2 separate regions of the Homo sapiens genome follow, and region 2 is linked to region 1. A link is an interaction called in ENCODE POLR2A ChIA-PET data of the cell type or tissue named here. Cell type or tissue: A673. All regions are shown on one strand. Each heading gives the region's core, and the rest is flanking DNA. Links, peaks and the distances in the headings are about the cores only.

Region 1 (9,488 bases), core at 640-8,639:
TACCATTATTATTATTACTATCAATATAGAAAATTAAAGAAATAAAAAAGAACAAGAAAGACAATAGTGTGTGCCACCTGGTGGCAAGACTTACCTCCCAAATCAGGAGGTCTTCCTCCATCCATCTTGGACACATTCTACCTATAAATACAGAATCCTTACCCATTCAGTTGCCCCCCAAAAGCCTTTGATTTCCTCAGGATGGTTCCGAAAAACACCTTCCTCTTGTTACTTTACCCGGAACATGGCTTAAGTCTTTGGCTGCTGGAGATGGAAGATCTGCCTTTGAATATGAGAGTTCTGACCAGCTACTTCTGTGTTCTGTGTTTTGTGATGTGTTGTGTCAGTGGGTTAGTGTTTTACTGCTTCCTCTTAAGTAGAAGAATAACTTTCTTTTTGGTGACTTCTGAAACAGAACGTCCCCCTCCCCAAGACACACAAGTGTGCATATACAGGCACACATCAACCAGGCAGTATGCCGAGGTCATAACACTTCATTCATAACACCATTAAATTATAATCTAACCTTTAAATTATAGTTAAGATGATCATCAGCAGTGCAATGCCATGTGAGCTACACATATTTATTCCCCACATGTCTGATTTTGGAAATCCGACATCTTCTCTAAATGAGTGCACCTTCCTCTCAATGCTCACTTTCTCAATAAAGATAAATGCATCATCTACACACATACTCAGTTTCTATCCCTAAATTTTCCAGCCAGGGAAATCTAATAACTGTTTTATATATCCAAGGATATCTATGTGTCTAGCTATCTCATGCTTCTGGAATTCTACATTCACATATTATGAAGACTAAATGGAAAAGCCCGCATGGATGTATCTAGCCCTCAGTTGGTACTCAGTCAGCCCTCAATAAATGTTGGAATTGAACATGTCCCTAGCCTCTACATACTGATGCTATCTAAGGTAGATTTTTTAAATATGCAAATAATAAATTCCCTAGTGCATTTTTTTCAAAAGTTTCATATATATGTGTGTGCATATATGTATATTATATGCATGTGTATGTATATGTTGGCCTGCCAGTCACTTTTTCTGTTTCTCAAATGAGTCAGCGTAAGCTCTGGGAAGCCAAGAGTGATTTATATTCTGTACTCAGAGTCCTCCCCCACCAGAAGGTCTTACACTTTGCATAGATTCTTCTTATACACATGATGATGTTCAGGGCTGGCTTTGGTGTATCATAGTGAACCTTAAGGGGCCTAGGGGGAATTGTGTTTTTCCCCACTCCATGACAAATATTACAGATAGGCCCACTCAGCTCCATTCCGACTCCCAGCAAAACTTTGAAATGCATTGTTCTGAGCTATAAGTGGTTGAGAATACCCTACAATGGGTTATATGTTCCCAAGGTTGATCAACTTTTATAGGATTCCAGGGCAGAAACAAGTGGGGGTAATTTTTCCGCTAATATGCCTTGCTAAATGCTTCAGATAAAAAGAGAAAGACTATTAATTTCCTAGACTCCTTTAGAGCTGAGTTCTGAGTCCATCAAGGAAACTCACTTGGGAGTTTGGAAGACAGATATAAGGTGGGGGCCACAGTTCTGCTATTCTCTGTCATTCTCCTGGCATGCACATGTGTGGAGATAAATGGAGTTCTGTGACAGAAGTGGGAAGAGTCCCAGTGTCTGGTTCTTAGCTTTGTGGGTGTCAGGAACGATGTGATCCTAGTATTTCTGGTATTTCCTGATTCTCCAACTTATTGTAGTGACAGAAGAAGCAGCTCCCTTATGGGCCACTTCTGCCATCTTGTTCTGGGGAGTCATTCTTGGAAGGTCACCGTAGGGCTCTTCCTACAGCCCCTCAAACAATTTTTTAAGTACCTATTTCTCTTGTCAAGGAATCATTTGTTTAAGTTAGCCCTAGTGGTTTCTGCAACTGAACCCTGATGGATAGACCCTAGAAACACCCCTTCCTCTCACATCCCCATGCTATCTCAACCCAGGCTGGTGACTGTAACTGTAGCTGGAAAATTCTGCCTTTGAATCCTGTAGAAGCTTATCAACATAGGGAACATATAACGCCATGTAGGACATGCTCGATCACTTATAGATCTGAACAATACACTTAGAAGTTTTGTCCTGGGAAAAAGCTTTGACTGTGTGGAAAAAAAGAAAGAAACAAAAAGGATTATGGGTGTAGTGGGCACCTTTTTTTTTTTTTTTTTTTTTTGAGACAGAGTCTTGCTCTGTTGCCTAGGCTGGAGTGCAGTGGCACGATCTCGGCTCACTGCAAGCCCACCTCCCGGGTTCACAATATTCTCCTGCCTCAGCCCCCCAAGTAGCTGGGACTACAGGCGCCTGCCACCACGCCCGGCTAATTTTTTGTATTTTTTTTTTTAGTAGAGACGAGGTTTCACCATGTTGGCCAGGATGGTCTTGATCTCCTGACTTCATGATCCGCCTGCCTCGGCCTCCCAAAGTGCTGGGATTACAGGCGTGAGCCACTGCGCCTGGCCTTAGTGGGCACCTTTTTAGAGGAGTTGCCACTGCAGGAGACAACCAGGTACTGAGCCGGAAGATAAACGTTGCCACCTCCATGCTTTTACCCCACACCTTCCCCTGATGATTGTGGCATTTGGTTTTACAGCAGAGTGTCACCATCAGGGAAACCAAGTAACTGGGAAAGTGGCTGGAAAAGTCACCCATCCCAACCACCCTCCTTGCCTGAATCTGCAGCCATGATGCAAATTTTCCAAAATGCTCTGTTTAGCAAGAGTTGGCTGTGAGTTCTAAAGAAAAAAAACCCTAATAGTATTTTTGTTCTCATCCTAAGTGTTCTTGCAGGGGAAGTATTTTTTTTTTTAATTTAAAAATAAAATGTAGTTATTTTTATTTAAGACAATTCCCCATCTTGAACACATTTACATTTTTTTCTTCCCCCATTTACAGCCTATTTCCTGAAAAATGTTGAGAAGATTTAAGTGTCTAATATTTTCCAAGGCCATCTCATGATTCATCAGTTTATTGTTTGTTAAGTATCAGCCTCAAGAAACTGGCTTAAATGGGAATGTTGATCTGGATTTTCTCCTCTGATTTACTTCACAGATGACGGGAGAATGAATTAAAAGATTAAAAAGTCAACATTTTGCTGAGTCCTTTGAATAACAAAGAGGTCCTGTAAGAACCAAGTGAGGCTAAATAGGCAATCCTTGTCCTGTGATATAGCATCACATATTAATAGAATTTGTGACAGGAGGGAGGGGGGCGGGCGCAGTAGCTCATGCCTATAATCCCAGCACTTTGGGAGGCCAAGGTGGACAGATCACCTGATGTCGGGAGTTCACGACCAGCCTGATCAACATGGAAAAACCCCGCCTCTACTAAAAATACAAAATTAGCCGGGCGTGGTGGCACATGCCTGTAATCGCAGCTACTCGGGAGGCTGAGACAGGAGAATCGCTTGAACCTAGGAGGTGGAGGCTGTGGTGAACTGAGATCGCGCCATTGCACTCCAGCCTGGGCAATAAGAGTGAAACTCCATCTCAAAAAAAAAAAAATATATATATATATAGAATTTGTGACCGGAGGGGCCTTAGGACCTGTCACCTAATTTCACAGAAGAAGAAACTGAGCCCTAAAGAAGGGAAATGACTAACTCAGGATTGCCAGTGACCAGTGGCAGAGCTGGGAGTAGAATTCAGGTCTCCTGAGGTTCACCCTCCGGTGCTTTCTCTCCTGTCTTGCTTATTTTCATGTGAACCCTTTTTGATCACACTTCCCTTTCCTGCTTTCCAGCCTTTTGATCACACTTCTACTTTCCTGCTTTTCAGCCTGAGTATGTCTACTTATGAGAAATACAGAGATCATTTAAGGAGCTGAGAATTTCCTTCTCACTTAGAGCTCCATAGAAGTCAGGACTCCCATTCACATGGAACAGATGAGAAAGAAAAAAGTTCAGAAGGGAGTTTCACTTGCCAGAGTCCACACAGCTACGGTTAGACCTCAGACCTCCTGAACAACCAAGCCGATGTCCTTCCCAACACATTAAAACAGGTGGGCTAAATAGGTGGCCTGGTACATTACATGAATGTACTGTTCTTTTGTTTAAAGAAGTGTGTGGGAAACAGAATTTGGTCTAATTAAAGGCCGTTGGGGGTGGATTAATGAAGTACAAAAAGGGCCTCATTAAAAGAAGCTGTCTTCTAAAAGGCAAGCCAATGGCAGTTATCTTTCCAAAGTGAACATTAGAAAGTGGTTCCTGTGTAATTTTCCAATCATTTAACTTAAAGATTCCTATCTATTGATACATGAGGGTCTGCATGTACTTTTGTGATGGCTTGAACCAAGGTTGACTTGAGCAAAAAGCTGCTCAAGGCCAGTGATCATTGTTTAAATTATGAAAGTAATATAAGCACATTACAGATCTTTGGAAAGTTCAGGAGGGAAAAAAATGTACCCATGGTTCTACCATCCAGCATGGTATTGTTATTATTTTGTACATTCCCTTTCTGTCTTCTCATCAGAAGTGTCTTTACGCAGTTTTAAATGGTCTTCCTCTAATTTTCATAGCATACTATGACCTTGTATTACACTTTCCCCTGTGACATTAGATCATAAACATTTTTCTCGTAGATTTTGTCTTCATGAGCATCACATCTAATGGCTGCAAAAAGGTCCACCTCATGGGGGTCCCATAAGGTGCTCGTGATTCTCTAGAGGATTCATGAACATCTTTCCAGGGGGGGGTCACATTGTCAAAGACAGCAATGGCATTTGTTTTAATTTCAAAAAATAAAAAGTAGCTCAGTTTTTAATTTGAAACATTGCCCCTTTAAAGCTGAGCAGCATGAGAGCCTCTGGATGTGTGTCACGTGGATACACACAGGGTTAGTGGAGATGATAAGCCAGTGCCTCAGTCCATACCCCGCTCAGCACAACACACTGGGGACTAACACCTAAGAAGTCTATTGGACTGTTATAAATTCCACACGGACTCATGCTATAACATGGATGAACCTTAAAAACATTATGCTGGCCAGGTGCGGTGGCTCACGCCTGTAATCCCAGCACTTTGGGAGGTCGAGATGGGTGGATCACCTGAGGTCAGGAGTTTGAGACCAGCCTGGCCAACATGGTGAAACCCCATCTCTACTAAAAATACAAAAATTAGCCGGGCATAGTGGTGGGTGCCTGTAATCCCAGCTACTCAGGAGTCTGAGGCAGGAGAATTGCTTGAACTCGGGAGGGTGGAGGTTGCAGTGAGCTGAGATTGCACCACTGCACTCCAGCCTGGATGGCAGAGTGAGACGTGTCTCAAAAAAAAAAAAAAAAAAAAAAAAGAAAGAAATTTAGGGGACACATTCAAACTATAGCAAGGAACAATTCATTTACTGGGAATAATGATTATCCATACCCCAATTCCATTTCCAAATGTACTTGTAGAAAATTGTTTGCAAATGACAGCCTGAAATCTCTCATCTCTTTGTTTTGAAACAAAACATAAAATGTCCAAAAATAAAACAGTTGAGATCCGTTTGTGATTCATAAGGGTGATGATTGGGTTTTCATGCTAATATGTGAGATGTGACTCCTTCAAACTTCCTTGTTATGACATCAGCACATTACTCATCTGATGTGAAAAGAAATTTTTAATTTAAAAAAGTTGATATTTTAAGCTAAAATGCAAAAATTCTAAACACTAGGCAATCACAATAGCTTTTGTCCATTTGACTGCCATAGCATGTAGTTACTTTTATTTTATTTTAGAGACAGAGTCTTACTTTGTTGCCCAGGCTGTAGTGCAGTGGTTTGATCTTGGCTCACTGCAACCTCTGCCTCCTGAGTTCAAGTGATTCTTATGCCTCAGCCTCGAGAGAAGCTGGGGTTACAGGCGTGTGCTACCACGCCCAGCTAATTTTTTTTTTTTTTTTTTTTTTTTAGACGGAGTCTCGCTCTGTCGCCCAGGCTGGAGTGCAGTGGCGCGATCTCGGCTCACTGCAAGCTCCACCTCCCGGGTTCACGCCATTCTCCTGCCTCAGCCTCCGGAATAGCTGGGACTACAGGCGCCCGCCACCACTCCCGGCTAATTTTTATGTTTTTTTTTTTTTTTTAGTGGAGGTGGGGTTTCACCATGTTGGCCGGGATGGTCTCCATCTCCTGACCTCGTGATCCACCCACCTCGGCCTCCCAAAGAGCTGGGATTACAGGGGTGAGCCACAGCGCCCGGCCATTTTTGTATTTTTAGTAGAAACGAGATTTCACCATGTTAGCCAGGCTGGTCTTGAACTCCTGACCTCAGGTGATCCACCCACCTTAGCCTCCCAAAGTGTTGGGATTACAGGCATGAGCCACCTCGCCCAGCTGCATGTAGTTACTTTTAATCTATACTGAATATAGGCTTGGTCCCTAAACTAACCATAATAAACAATTCCATTTCGAAATGTAAATCACAAATTATATTTTGTCTTACATAATTGATTTAAAGTATGTGTCATGTTAAACAGAAAGTTGAATTTTGTCTTAATAACATGAATATTATTGGATTATATTAAATTAATATTTTTTGTAGAATTGTAATACTTTTTTAAACATAAACAATTTTACAAAAAATTGTAAAACATATATCAATGAGCTAATATTTATAAGTGTAATATTCTAAATATTTTTGAAGTGCCTGTAACAATGCCTAGAACAGTGCCTGGTACATAATAAGCATTATATGTGTCTGTTAAATAAAAAGAAAACGAAATTATAAAATATTTTAAAATACTACAAGTTTTATAAGTATATTTATATATATGAATTGATAAAGAACATTTGCATAGTAAAAAATATATATACATTGGAAAATGCAGATTTATGTAATCACTCCCCCATTGTTGGCTATTCAGGTTACTGCCAGTGTCTTTTTTAAAGGATTACTATGGTGAACATTTTTCAAGCGTAAAGTTTCAGTAGTTTATGTTATTTTCTTAAGGTATCTTCACAGAATTGGATAACCGGTGCAAAAGTTGTGATGACATGTATTACTTTCTATATGTGTCATAGTTGCTAATATTATCTTAGTGGCACTTAGCATAAGGAAAATATAATGCCCCAACTCTGCGTCAGGCTCTGTTGCAAGAGGCTTTACCAAACTTATTGCTATGGTTGGAATATTTATTTCCTCCAAAACTTTGTTGGAATTTAATCCACAACATGGCAATATTGAGGAGGGGGTCTTTAAGAGGTGACTGGGTTATGAGGTCTCTGCTCTCATGAAGGGATTAGTTGATCGGTGGGTTAATGGATTAACGGGCTATCCTGGGAGTAGGACTGGTGGCTTTATTAGAAGAGGAAGAGAGACCTGAACTAGCATGCTCAGCCCCCTCGCCATGTGATGCCCTATGCCACCTTGGGGCTCTGCAGAGTCCTCACCAGCAAGAAGGCCCTCACCAGATGTGGCCCCTTGACCTTGGACTTCTCAGCCTCCATAACTATAAGAAATATTTTTTTTTCTTTATAAATTACCCAGATTCAGGTATTCTGTTATAACCAACAGAAAATGGGCTGGGCACGGTAGCTCACGCCTATAATTCCAGCCCTTTGGGAGGTCAAGGTGAGTGGATCACTTGTGGCCAGGAGTTTGAGACCAGCCTGGCAAACAACCTCCTTACTAAAAATACAAAAATTAGCTGGGCATGGTGGCACATGCCTGTAATCCCAGATACTCAGGTGACTGAGCCACGAGAATTGCTTGAACCCAGAAGGGGGAAGTTGCAGTGAGCTGAGATGGCATTACTGCACTCTAGCCTGGCTGACAGAGCGAGACAAAAAAAAAAAAAGGGCAATAGAAAATGGACGAAGACACTCATCTTTATGGATCTTCATGATAATTCTGTTGGGTAGGAGGTAGTATTATCATTCTTATTTTCTAGATGAATCAACTGAGACTCAAAGAGTTGAATCACAATGACCTGATGTCTAGGAGGGAACACTGAGTTTCAACTGCAAGTACACCAAGTAGGAAAGACTGTCTTGTGGTAAATTTCTTTCTCTTGGCTAAAAGTAGGGGGTGATATCGGGTCAATTTGTTATTGTCACCTACAAGAGAGATGGAAAAGGCTTCTACATTATCATGAACTTGAGAATCTTACAGTTAAAAATTGGAAAGATGAAAAATGGGGTGGAGAGTGGGGCAAGAGTGATTGGTAGGATTACTTGGTGTATCAGTTTCCTTGGGCATCCATCACAAAGTACCACAAACTGGGACGCTTAAACAATAGATATTTATTCTCTTATAGTTTTGAAGGCTGGAAGTCCAAAATCAAGGTGTCAGCAGGCACCTGCTCTCTCTGAAGGCTCTAGTTTCAGGTGGTTACTGTCAGTCTCTGGCATGGCTTGGCTTGTGCATGCATCACTCTAATCTCTGTCTTCACATGGTCTTCTCCCCACTGGGAAGACAGAGATAGTGATTTGGACACAGACACCAAGTCTCTGTGTAAAGACACTATTTCCAAATAAGATTCTGGGTGAACATGAATTGTGCAGGGTTACTATTTTTAACCCAGTACTGTACACTTGGGTAGGAGAAGCCTGATACTTCTGCCCCTTCCCACTTTCTACTTTGTGCATGCAGTGGCTAGCAGAGGTATCTCTGCTCTCAGAAGTGAGGGGAAATCCTTATGTCCCTAGGCAATGTCTTAGTAGGCTGCTGACACCCAGAAGAAACAGTCTCTTCAGACTCAGAAGGCTACATATAGGCCCATCCCCATCATCTTCCTCTACAGTTGCTGGAAGAAGGCTGCAATAAATAGCTCCCATAGTTGGGGCAACAGAGAATCTCAAAGGAAAAGATGTGCACAGAGCCAAGAATTACTAACACATCGTAAAAGAGAAGAACAAAATGAAACAAATGACTAGTACCTGAGAAACAGATCATAGAACTCACAGAAGGGGATTTTAAGAGAAGTATAATGAACCTTTCATCACAGGGATAAAAGACAATTGAATCCATAAGACAAGGAGGAAATTATGAAAAAGTATCAAATAGAGATCTTGGAAGTGAAAAGTATTCAGAAGAGAGGGAAATGGTAAAATGAATACAAATGAAGAGCTGTTTATTGAGCTGGAAACAATAGCTGAGGGATTCTCCCAGAATGTAGTATAACAGGACAGAGAAAAATTATGAAAGAAATGTTTAGAAACATGGAGGGTAGAACCAGAAGCTCCCAAATCTATCAATTCACATTCCAGAAGAAAATAAAAGCAGAAAATATGAGAGAGAGGAAAAATTAAAAACATATTAAAAGAAAAATTTCCAGAGTTGAATAAAAGCACAAATCTTCAGGTTGAAAACTGAGTAGGATGAATAGAAATGACTACACTTAGATACACACAGTGAAATTTTAGAACAAGTGTAAGGAGAAATTCTAAAAGCATCCAAAGATTTTTAAAATTTTTTCTGCAAAGACTAATATCAGAATTCTCAGTAAAAATGCATTGCATACAAGAAGGCAATATAAAATACATCTTCAACATT
Region 2 (9,488 bases), core at 524-8,523, 250 kb after region 1:
GGAGCCTCAGTTTTTCATCTATAAATTGAACTTTGTTCTCTAAAGGGCACTGGGGTGATACAAGTGGTGCCATGGACAATGGGATCATTGGATGAATGAAATGGGTTTGTGGTGGGTATGAGGTCTTGTGGCAAGTCACTGTTTCCCCTTCCTCAACGTATGTGTCCTCTCCATTTGACTCTTCCCTTGAGCAGTGGCCAACCCAAAGGAGCGTTTGGGGAGCAGTTTGATGCCAAGAACAAGCTGACATGCTCCATCTGCCTGAAGGAGTTCAAGAACCTGCCTGCCCTGAATGGCCACATGCGGTCCCACGGGGGAATGAGGGCCTCCCCCAACCTCAAACAGGTTAGCAGGAGCCAGTTCCCGGTCCTTTCTAGGTCGTGTGCTGCTTGCTTTGCTTTGCTGCCGTCAGACAGAGAGTGATGTGAGCCCCATGCGGGACCTGGCGAGGCACAGTCCTCCCTTGACAGGAATGCTTAGGCTTTGGCGCTGGGAGCCAGCCAGGTCAAGCAGCCCCACTTCCCCAGCTTTATGATGAGCAAGGGTCAAAATCAGAGGCGCTAGAAAGCCTTTTAGGGCATCCCAGCTTCTCTCTCTGCCTCCTGGAGAAGACAGCAAAGGAAAACATGTAAATGCAATATTATTTTTAAACTTCTGCTGCTTGACACACCCAAGACCAGGCCCACTGGGGCCTTCCAGATTAGTGGTCAATTGCCAGAGAAAGCTAATATAATCATCAGGCTCTCAGCCAGAATTTTCTATTTACTGATGCAGTGGTGTTCAGCTCAACATCCAAAGATCCTTAAATACCCTCTGGATTATCCAGGTAGGATATCCAGATAGTAAACTATCCACAAATTTTAGAGTTAGATTAAAATCAAAAAATTTTCTCAGAATTATTTTAATATTGTTACTCTTAATTTAAATCTATGGGATTAAATCTCTGTTGAACAGAATTTTTGATTACCCAGATCACTCCATCTCCTGGCCATGCCAGATTATGTTTTTTAAAAAAGCTTTTGTCTTTACTTGTTAAAAGTACATGTTTTGTATCTCCAGTGTGGTTTCCTGACCTGAATAAAATTTAGGATGGAATGCCTATTTCCATTTGACAAATGAGTGAACTAAGGCCCATAGAATTAAAAACTCCTACACAAGATCGTACCTTCTTTTGGACTGATTACAAGTCCGTGTCCCTTTCTTTAAAAGCATGACAACCACACAATTTTTTTAAAATAGTTTAATACACAAGTAATGCATGGTCAAGAATTTTTAACTGTAAAAAATGGAGTCCAGCCTCTTCCACCATCAGCTGGCATCACTCCAGCCAAGGGACTCAGGATTGCAGGAAGGAAATCGCCCTGCAGCGGTTCTCTATCACCCATACCTGATGTCCTGGAACCTTTCGGGAAAAGCAAAGTGCATCCCCCTTGTGAGAGCTGCTCTCAGCCCAGGATCAAAGCCTTTATTGTCTGTGTAGGAGGAAGGAGAGAAGGTCCTGCCGCCTCAGCCCCAGCCACCACTGCCGCCTCCGCCTCCGCCTCCGCCGCCACCACAGCTCCCTCCCGAGGCAGAAAGCCTCACGCCTATGGTCATGCCCGTGTCTGTCCCTGTCAAGCTTCTCCCGCCCAAGCCCAGCTCTCAGGGGTTCACCAACAGCACCGTTGCCGCCCCCTCCGCCAGAGACAAGCCAGCCAGCTCGATGTCGGACGACGAGATGCCTGTGCTCGTGAGGATGACCCTCTCTCCCCCACACTCACCCCAAGGGGCTGCCCCCCGCACGCCTGCTGTGAGTTGCTGCTCTGCCCCACCTGCCTGGGTGGGGACATCCCTTTGCTTTCTTGGAGATGGGGCGGCCCTTCCAGAGTCACTGACCTGAGCTTGGATACGGCTTGGTCTCTCAGGGCTGAACCCGTGGCCACATTGGGAACCCTACCCTTGTTCACACTGCCTGCTCCCCATTAAATGCCAAACTAATGGCCTAGGTTAGATTCTGAGAGACCCGAAAGTGTTCCCAGGTTTAAACAGAGACGATCATTCAGCTGGGAGTCACTGAGACAATCATAGCCATTATTGAAATATGGAAGTCCTGTATCCCAGAAAGTAAGCAGCTGTTGCCCCAGGCCCTGGCCCCTTCCCCAGGATCTCCAGACCTCCCAAATCCACAACCAAAGAGGTAACCACTGGCGCAGCAGGCTTCCAGGCAATAGCCCTGGCATCCATTCTGACAAGCAGCCTTACCAGTTGCTTAATATTTTTGTCTGCTTAAATACCCTGGAGAACCTAATTCGTTAAAGTTCCCAAAGTAGTTCCACTGAGAGCCACCCACCCCTAATCTCAGGAAAGCAAAGAGATTTGTTTTTCTCACTCACTGTTCTCCTTTCTCCAATTTTAAGTGCTTCACTCAAACAGCTTAATTTGCCTCTGGGAAGGGTTTCCGTCTGTCTGTCTCTCTCTCTCTCTCTCTCTCTCTCTCTCTCTCTCTCTCTCTCTCTCTCTCTCTCTCTCTCTCTCTCTCTCTCTCTCTCTCTCTCTCTCTCTCTCTCTCTCTCTCTCTCTCTCTCTCTCTCTCTCTCTCTCTCCTCTCTCTCTCTCTCTCTCTCTCTCTCTCTCTGCCCCTAGGGAATTTGTGACCTGTGTGGTTGGCAATATCAAACCTACCCCCTCCCCACAAAGTGGCATGTTGGGTCATATTTGTCCTTAGGAATAGGTAGCTGCTGGGAATCCAGGAGGCATAAGGGTAGGCTGGGCCAGGGTAGAGGGAGAGAAGATAATGAATACAACTAGAAAAGTACAGAAAAAAACCTTTATGGTGTAATATCAAGTCCTCAAAAGAAGAGAAACTGATGGAGAACTGGGGGGAAGATTCTCATAAGCCGTCAGGACTTGGGGGTCAGCAACAGGCAGAGAGATGAAATGACACATCCAAGCTCCCTCTTTGCCCAGGGAAGTTCGTGCTTTGGCAGGAGAAACAGTGTTTCCTTGGGGAAATAGTTCCCTTGGGGAACTCTCAATTAAGAGTTCATAGTCACATGGGGGTCAGAGTCCCAGGCACACCCCCCCCACCCCTTCAAGATGGTAAGAGAAAGACAGGGGCAGACAAGAAATTGATGCTTTAAGTGTGACTGGATGAGAATACACCTGGGTAGCCAAAGTCATTATGGACTGGGGAGGGGCAAGGGAGTTTGCTCAGGAGATCACCATTAGAGTTCTGAGCAGGATTTTGAAGGAAGGGATGAACTTGGCTTAATGGAAGGGTGAGAGAGACCTCGTTGGTGGGGGCGGTAGGCTGAAGTGGAAGCATGTAGGTGGGACTGAATACATGGGAACAAGGCCCTGGCACTTAATGTAAAGAAATTAAAACATCCAGGAAGGAGCCCCGAGTGCCCATCTCAGTTTGGCTCCTAGCCAGCTGGGATGAAGACAGCTGAGACCTGCCCCCCACTCACAGCCTCAGTTTCCTCCCCTGACCTTGATAGGGTTGGACTCATCAGTGGTTCTCATCCTTCTCTGTGGGCAGCTTTTTAAAGTTTTCAGTGCTTGGCCTCACCCCCAAAGTGTCCAAATAGCTTGGTGGGGTGGAACACTGTAAGTGTTTCCTCTCAAGTGACAACCATATATGACATCCTGGGTGGCTTCTCTTGCCCAGTGGCTCAGAGCCTTGCCTGGAGGATCGGAAAATCCAGGTTTAGAGCTGGAGTAACAGGACAAGAAGCTGGAGGAGAGGGAGCCCAAAAGGGACCTCTGGCCCTGTGATCAGAGGTCTGGATTGCAGTGCTGCGTTGAGATCATATAAGGTCTGCATGTTCTTGGATGATCTTATCTGTTACCCGGGAACAGAGTGTATCTTCAGGGCTGCTCCCCTTGGGGGGGGCACAGGCCTCCTTCCCCCATTCTCCTCAGCCCCTCTCTCGCCTCAGCCTCAGGCGCTGAGGAGCCCTCTGGTGGAGAAAAGAGGCGGTTGAGCGCGCTGGCCTAAGGAGGGTCCCCTGGGGGTGAGGCGCGGGGATAGGGGAGGGGTGGGGGCGGGGGTAGTTAGGAACCTCACTCTGGAGCCGGGAGCCTGGGACCCTCTGCCCCCTCCTCCTTTCCCCACTCTCTGCCTCCCTAGACTCCTCTCCTAGAGGCCAGGATGGCACCATGGAAGGCAGAGAAGCTGAGGGAGAAACAGAAGGGGGCAGAGCCTGAAGCTCTGGAGGGAGAGGAGCCCAGAGCAGAGGAGCCCATGGGGCAGGTCACATGGCCTGGAGGCAGATGGTCACATGACCGTAGCCAGCCCTTCCCATCACCCCCTGCTGCTTCCTACCCAGGCGCCACCCTGGGCTCAGGAGTCTCCAGGACCTGCAGCTGTGACTGGCCCCTGGCCTGCAGGGCCTGAGAGGGCACCCCAGACTGCCCAGAACCTTCCCTCAGGTATCCCCGTGGCCCCTCCCAACCACACTGCCTCTGCAGCCACACCCAGCTCTCGACTTTTCTGGGCTGATGCTACCACACAACCCGAGTCTGTTTCTGTTTGGCTTTGGCATGCCCTGCTCATCTGTTTACGTGCCTATGTTTACTTATTAGTATATATGTATCCATGTGGCAGATCCTCCTTCCAGACTATGCTTGGTTCCGCTGCCATTAAAATAAACTAACTCTCCTGACAGGAAGCCAACCTCAGAGAAGAGTTTGCTACAAATAAGCTACGAGTTCTGGGAGCAATAGTGAGGGGTGGTGACGGGGGAGGTTAACCAGATCCGTTTTTAGGTGAGCACATGGAAGGGCCCTTAGAGGTCATCGAAGGCTCTCCCCCCCTGCTGAAAGTGACCCAGGAGAGCCCGGTGTGGGTCGCTGGCCTTAGGAACCTTGGCTAGGCTTGAACCCCCACTTCCTGCCTCACAGGTCTCGGTCCCAGCTTCCCTGAAGAGATTATTCTGTCCCCTTCTCAGAACATGTGGTATCTGTTCCTGATGTCCGTCCCTGGGGAGCAATGGGGGAATTAAAGAGCCCACTCAGCTGGATTCCACTCAAACAGATGGGAATGTAGTGATAAGCAATAAAGAATTTGAATTTATTACTTCTTGCCCACCCACTATTCCTACCACCCCCAGCTCTTTCAGAAATTAGGGATTTCTTCCAAAACCTTAGTTTTCTCCCTAGTCTAGCAACCAGAACTCGCTTTGCCTAAAATGGATGTGGTCAGAATGTGGGGGCGTTGGGGGTGGGGGGGTCAAGCAGAAGGGCTCTCTGCTTAGACAGTAGAAGGCCCCCTTCCCTGAACCTGTGGAAATGGCCTGCGGGGGAAGCTGAAGTATTCGAATCAGATCGTTGTTCCGGTTTTAGGAAATCCCCAGGAAGCATCAGCCGAGTGTGCCCAAAGCCGAGGAGCCCCTCAAGACCGTGCAGGAGAAGAAAAAGTTCCGGCACCGGCCGGAACCTCTCTTCATCCCGCCGCCGCCCTCCTACAACCCGAACCCCGCTGCCTCCTACTCGGGCGCCACCCTGTACCAGAGCCAGCTGCGCTCCCCGCGCGTCCTCGGGGACCACCTGCTCCTGGACCCCACCCACGAGCTGCCCCCTTACACGCCCCCACCCATGCTGAGCCCGGTGCGCCAGGGCTCGGGGCTCTTCAGCAATGTCCTCATCTCCGGCCACGGCCCTGGCGCCCACCCGCAGCTGCCCCTGACGCCCCTGACGCCCACACCACGGGTGCTGCTGTGTCGCTCCAGTGAGTCACCCCTTTAGCGTCCTCCTGGGCTCTGGGTGCTGGGTAAAGTCCTGGGACATCTCGTTTTCTTTAGCTTTCTCATTTATCCCACAGACTTTTGCGGAGTATTGGCTGTATGTAGCACGCGCTGCTGGGTGTTAAGAAAGACTTGGAATACATAGCCCTTATCCTCAAGGGAATCGCAGTCTAATTGGGAGACAGATGCATAAAGTGATCACTACAGTCTCTGGGATAAGGAAACAGTTGAAATGTTCACCCACTTTTTAAGGCTGCCAGCAATGATCGTGCAAGAGAGAAAAAATGAGACCGGGCGCGGTGGCTCACACCTGTAATCCCAGCGTTTTCGGAGGTCGAGGCGGGTGGATCACTTGAGGCCGGGAGTTGGACACCAGCCTGGCCAACATGGTGAAACCCCGTCTCTACTAAAAATACAAAAATTAGCCGGGCATGGTGGCACGCACCTGTAATCCCAGCTACTTGGGAAGCTGAGGCAGGAGAATCGCTTAAACCTGGGAGGCAGAGGTTGCAGTGAGCCAAGATCATGCCACTGCACTCTAGCCTGGGGGATGAGAGTGAAACTCCGTCTCAAAAAAAAAAATAACGGGATGTGGTAGCAGGCACCTGTAGTTCCAGCTACTCAGGAGACTGAGGCAGGAGAATCTCTTGAACCCGGGAAGCGGAGGCTGCAGTGAGCCGACATCGCGCCACAGCACTCCCGCCTGGGCGAAGGAGCGAGACTCCGTCTCAAAAAAAAGAAAATGTACTCAGTAGATGTACAAATAAGATTAGGTATTACATGCAAGATCAAGCCTTGACATTTTAGCATGCTTTATAAAAATCAAGCATAGAGAGGCTAGGATCTCTTTCTGGAGCAAGAATAATTGCATAGAAATCATACCGCTTAGCAGACCATTGTGGGACAGCTGGCTTCTCCTCACCCTGTGTGAGAAATGGGTAACCCTAAGTTATTTTGCACCATACTCCACCCAGCTCCCTGGAAACTGTCAAGGATAACTCTGGCAGGAGCTGGGTAGGAGAGAAGCTCTATTATGGCTGGTTAGGTAACTGCTCATTTGCTTTAGTCTTTTTCAACATTCCTTCCCTGTTGACTAGTGACCTCTGATTTTTGTGTTTTAGACAGCATCGATGGCAGCAACGTGACGGTCACCCCAGGGCCTGGAGAGCAGACTGTAGATGTTGAACCGTAAGGAAAAGTCAATTACTCTTTAGAACAGAAGCCTCAGCTTCTTGAGAAGTATAGTTAATACTTTTGTAGTCAGAGGATTACACTGAGAGAGCAGTTGTAGAAATTGTAGGATCGTGGTTATTTCTTGAGTACTGTTGTTTCCCTGCACAATGGTTGCCAGTATTTCAAGGCCTTTGCCAAAGACTAAATACATGGTCAAAGCATGAAGCCCTGTATTCAGAGAGCCTAGCGTCCCTGCGTCTGGCTCCACAGGCAGTGCTTTCTCATCCCCAGTGACACAGGCATCTCCCTCCGGGTGGCTCATTCTTTAAGAGGCTCCTTCTGAATGTCTTCACTTCCCTCCTCCCCAATTCTTGGCCAGTCCTCCAAATGGGCTTGTTAAGTACTTTAATTTTGCATAGGCAGTGGGTGGTATTAGGAGAGGCAAAGGTGGTTATTTTCATGGATAGGCACAGAAAAGAGGCCAGGTGGTAGAGTGGTGAGTAGATTGAGTCAGGAATCAAAAAACCTAAGTTCCAACACCATTTTGTAATTTGATCTTGATCCAGTTAACCTTTGTAGGGTTTAGTTGACTCGTCAAATGGGAGTAATTATTCCAGCCTTGCTTACATCACAGATCTCTGTGAGGTTCGGATGGGATAATATCTGTGAAAGTGATCTGAAAGAGATAAAAAAATGAATGCTTTGTATTTGTCCCCTTTTTTGTGTTGTTAAATGGCACCATTGGCCATGCTCTGGGAAACTGTTATGTTGGAAATAATCACCCTCCCTCTCCCAGTTACAGGGAGCTGTAAAAGCCCCAGGCCGACTGCCCCCTTGCTCCTAAAATATTTCTCCCTAATCTTAAAGCTGTTCCTTATCCCAGTGAAAAGGCCACGTGTGGAATCTTAGGGTCACACTGTGAGGAAATGCCCCTGCATTCTTGCAGAAAGAACTAGTTTCCTTCTTTTTCAAGTTCCTGACAGTTGCCCTTGGCCTGAGCCATCAAATTGAAGACCACATTGTTGTTTTTCTTCTTGTCATTTAAAGACGCATCAACATTGGCTTGAGATTCCAAGCAGAAATCCCTGAACTCCAAGATATCTCTGCCCTGGCCCAGGACACACACAAGGCCACACTGGTATGGAAGCCCTGGCCAGAACTAGAAAACCATGACCTCCAGCAAAGAGGTATTGGCATATGGGAAGAGCTGGGTGGGAGAGGTTTGATTCTCTCACTGAGATCACTGGCTCTGGGATTGGTGTGTTTTCCATTACACTCAGCTCTCTCTGATGCATTGGCTTCTCCTTATTCCCAACAGTGGAGAATCTTCTGAATTTGTGCTGTTCCAGTGCATTGCCAGGTGGAGGGACCAATTCTGAATTTGCTTTGCACTCTCTGTTTGAGGCCAAAGGTGATGTGATGGTAAGGAACCATGAAAAAGAGGCTTTACAAATTCCTGAAGAGTATTTTCCCAAGTTTCAATATTGTCTCATGTACCATACAACCAATTTGTAATGACCAATCGGCGCATGATGACCAATCAGCACGCCTCCCTATTCCTTCTCTCGGTGGGTAGGTCAGGATGTTAAAGTCTGTAGAAAAAAATCTCCAATTGGATTTCTGTTTCCACATCTGTTCCTAAAGTTAGAACTGTGGGTACATCTGTCCTAGGACATTAGAATTTCTTTTCCACATCTTGCACTTCACATCAGAAAACTGAGTCTCCAGTGATGGAGGTAGAAGGCTTTACTGAAGCAGAAGTTGGTCTAAAATAGCCTATCATACTCTGCTGATTCTTCTTCCCTACTATGGAAATCAGCCAAAGTTTGATGTTTATAGAACTCTTTTCTCCTCTAACCAAAATAAAGTGTTTACTGTTCACCAACTGGTTCCATTCTTCCACTTTTAACACAGTTCTGCAGATGTTCCCAAACCCATGCCTTGGTGCTGTCTTCCCAAAATCAGAGCTAACAGTTGACCTGCTCAACCTGGACTTCCTTTTTTTTTTTTTTTTTTTTTAAGATGGAGTCTCACTCTATCGCCCAGGCTGGAGTGCAATGGCATGATCTCGGCTCACCGCAACCTCTGCCTCCTGGGTTCAAGCGATTCTCCCTCCTCAGCCTTCCTAGTAGCTGGAATTACTGGTGCATGCCACCATGCCTGGCTAGTTTTTGTATTTTCAGTAGAGATGGGGTTTCATCATGTTGGCCAGGCTGGTCTCGAACTCCTGACCTCAGGTGATCCTCCCACCTCGGCCTCCCAAAGTGCTGGGATTACAGGCATGGACCACCGCACCCAGCCTCATCCTGGACTTCTGACCAGATCACTCAATCACTAACCTCTGTTTCCCCTTTATATAAATACATGGTAGTATATCTAGCTTCCTGCATTTTGATTTTATGAAAATGTGAAAATAAATGTCCCAATACTATGATACCCTTCAAGTATTTCCTAGAATGCTGGAGAACTGTCCTTAACCCTTTGAGATCAGTGTGGCAGTGTAGCACTTCTCAGACTTTCAATGTGCGTGCACATCACCTGGGAAATCTTGTTAAAAATGCAGATTCTGATTCAGAGGCTTGGGAGTAG

The links. ChIA-PET counts read pairs that join two places held together with the same protein. Peaks named below come from ENCODE experiments on the same cell type or tissue, not always from the same donor. Only the 100,000 strongest peaks of a DNase experiment are listed, where the experiment ranks them.
Region 2: POLR2A ChIA-PET joins it to region 1 with 14 read pairs; 3 of 35 experiments call an interaction of 5 or more read pairs at or near these places.

Annotation. Positions count from the first base shown.
Region 1 is chr6:42,501,615-42,511,102 of GRCh38, reverse strand. LOC124901534 (small nucleolar RNA U13) reads left to right here and starts at 5,497; the gene lies at 5,497-5,603. RefSeq lists enhancers at 3,740-3,859, 8,502-8,641. In A673, for the core only: no CTCF peak of the experiment used is centred there; no DNase peak of the experiment used is centred there.
Region 2 is chr6:42,255,561-42,265,048 of GRCh38, reverse strand. TRERF1 (transcriptional regulating factor 1) reads left to right here. Exons shown (of 18, transcript NM_001395490.1): 7 at 195-345; 8 at 1,481-1,729; 9 at 5,326-5,710; 10 at 6,848-6,914; 11 at 7,947-8,086; 12 at 8,218-8,321. LOC124901316 (a long non-coding RNA gene) reads right to left here. Exons shown (of 2, transcript XR_007059577.1): 2 at 7,288-7,575. Among named protein-coding and RNA genes, the nearest start is that of MRPS10, 42 kb to the right of the region's middle. RefSeq lists enhancers at 3,837-3,886, 3,824-4,344, 4,345-4,865, 6,943-7,670. In A673, for the core only: a CTCF peak has its summit at 3,937 (motif pointing left); DNase peaks (open chromatin) are centred at 3,948, 4,238 and 4,958; H3K27ac peaks cover 802 bases.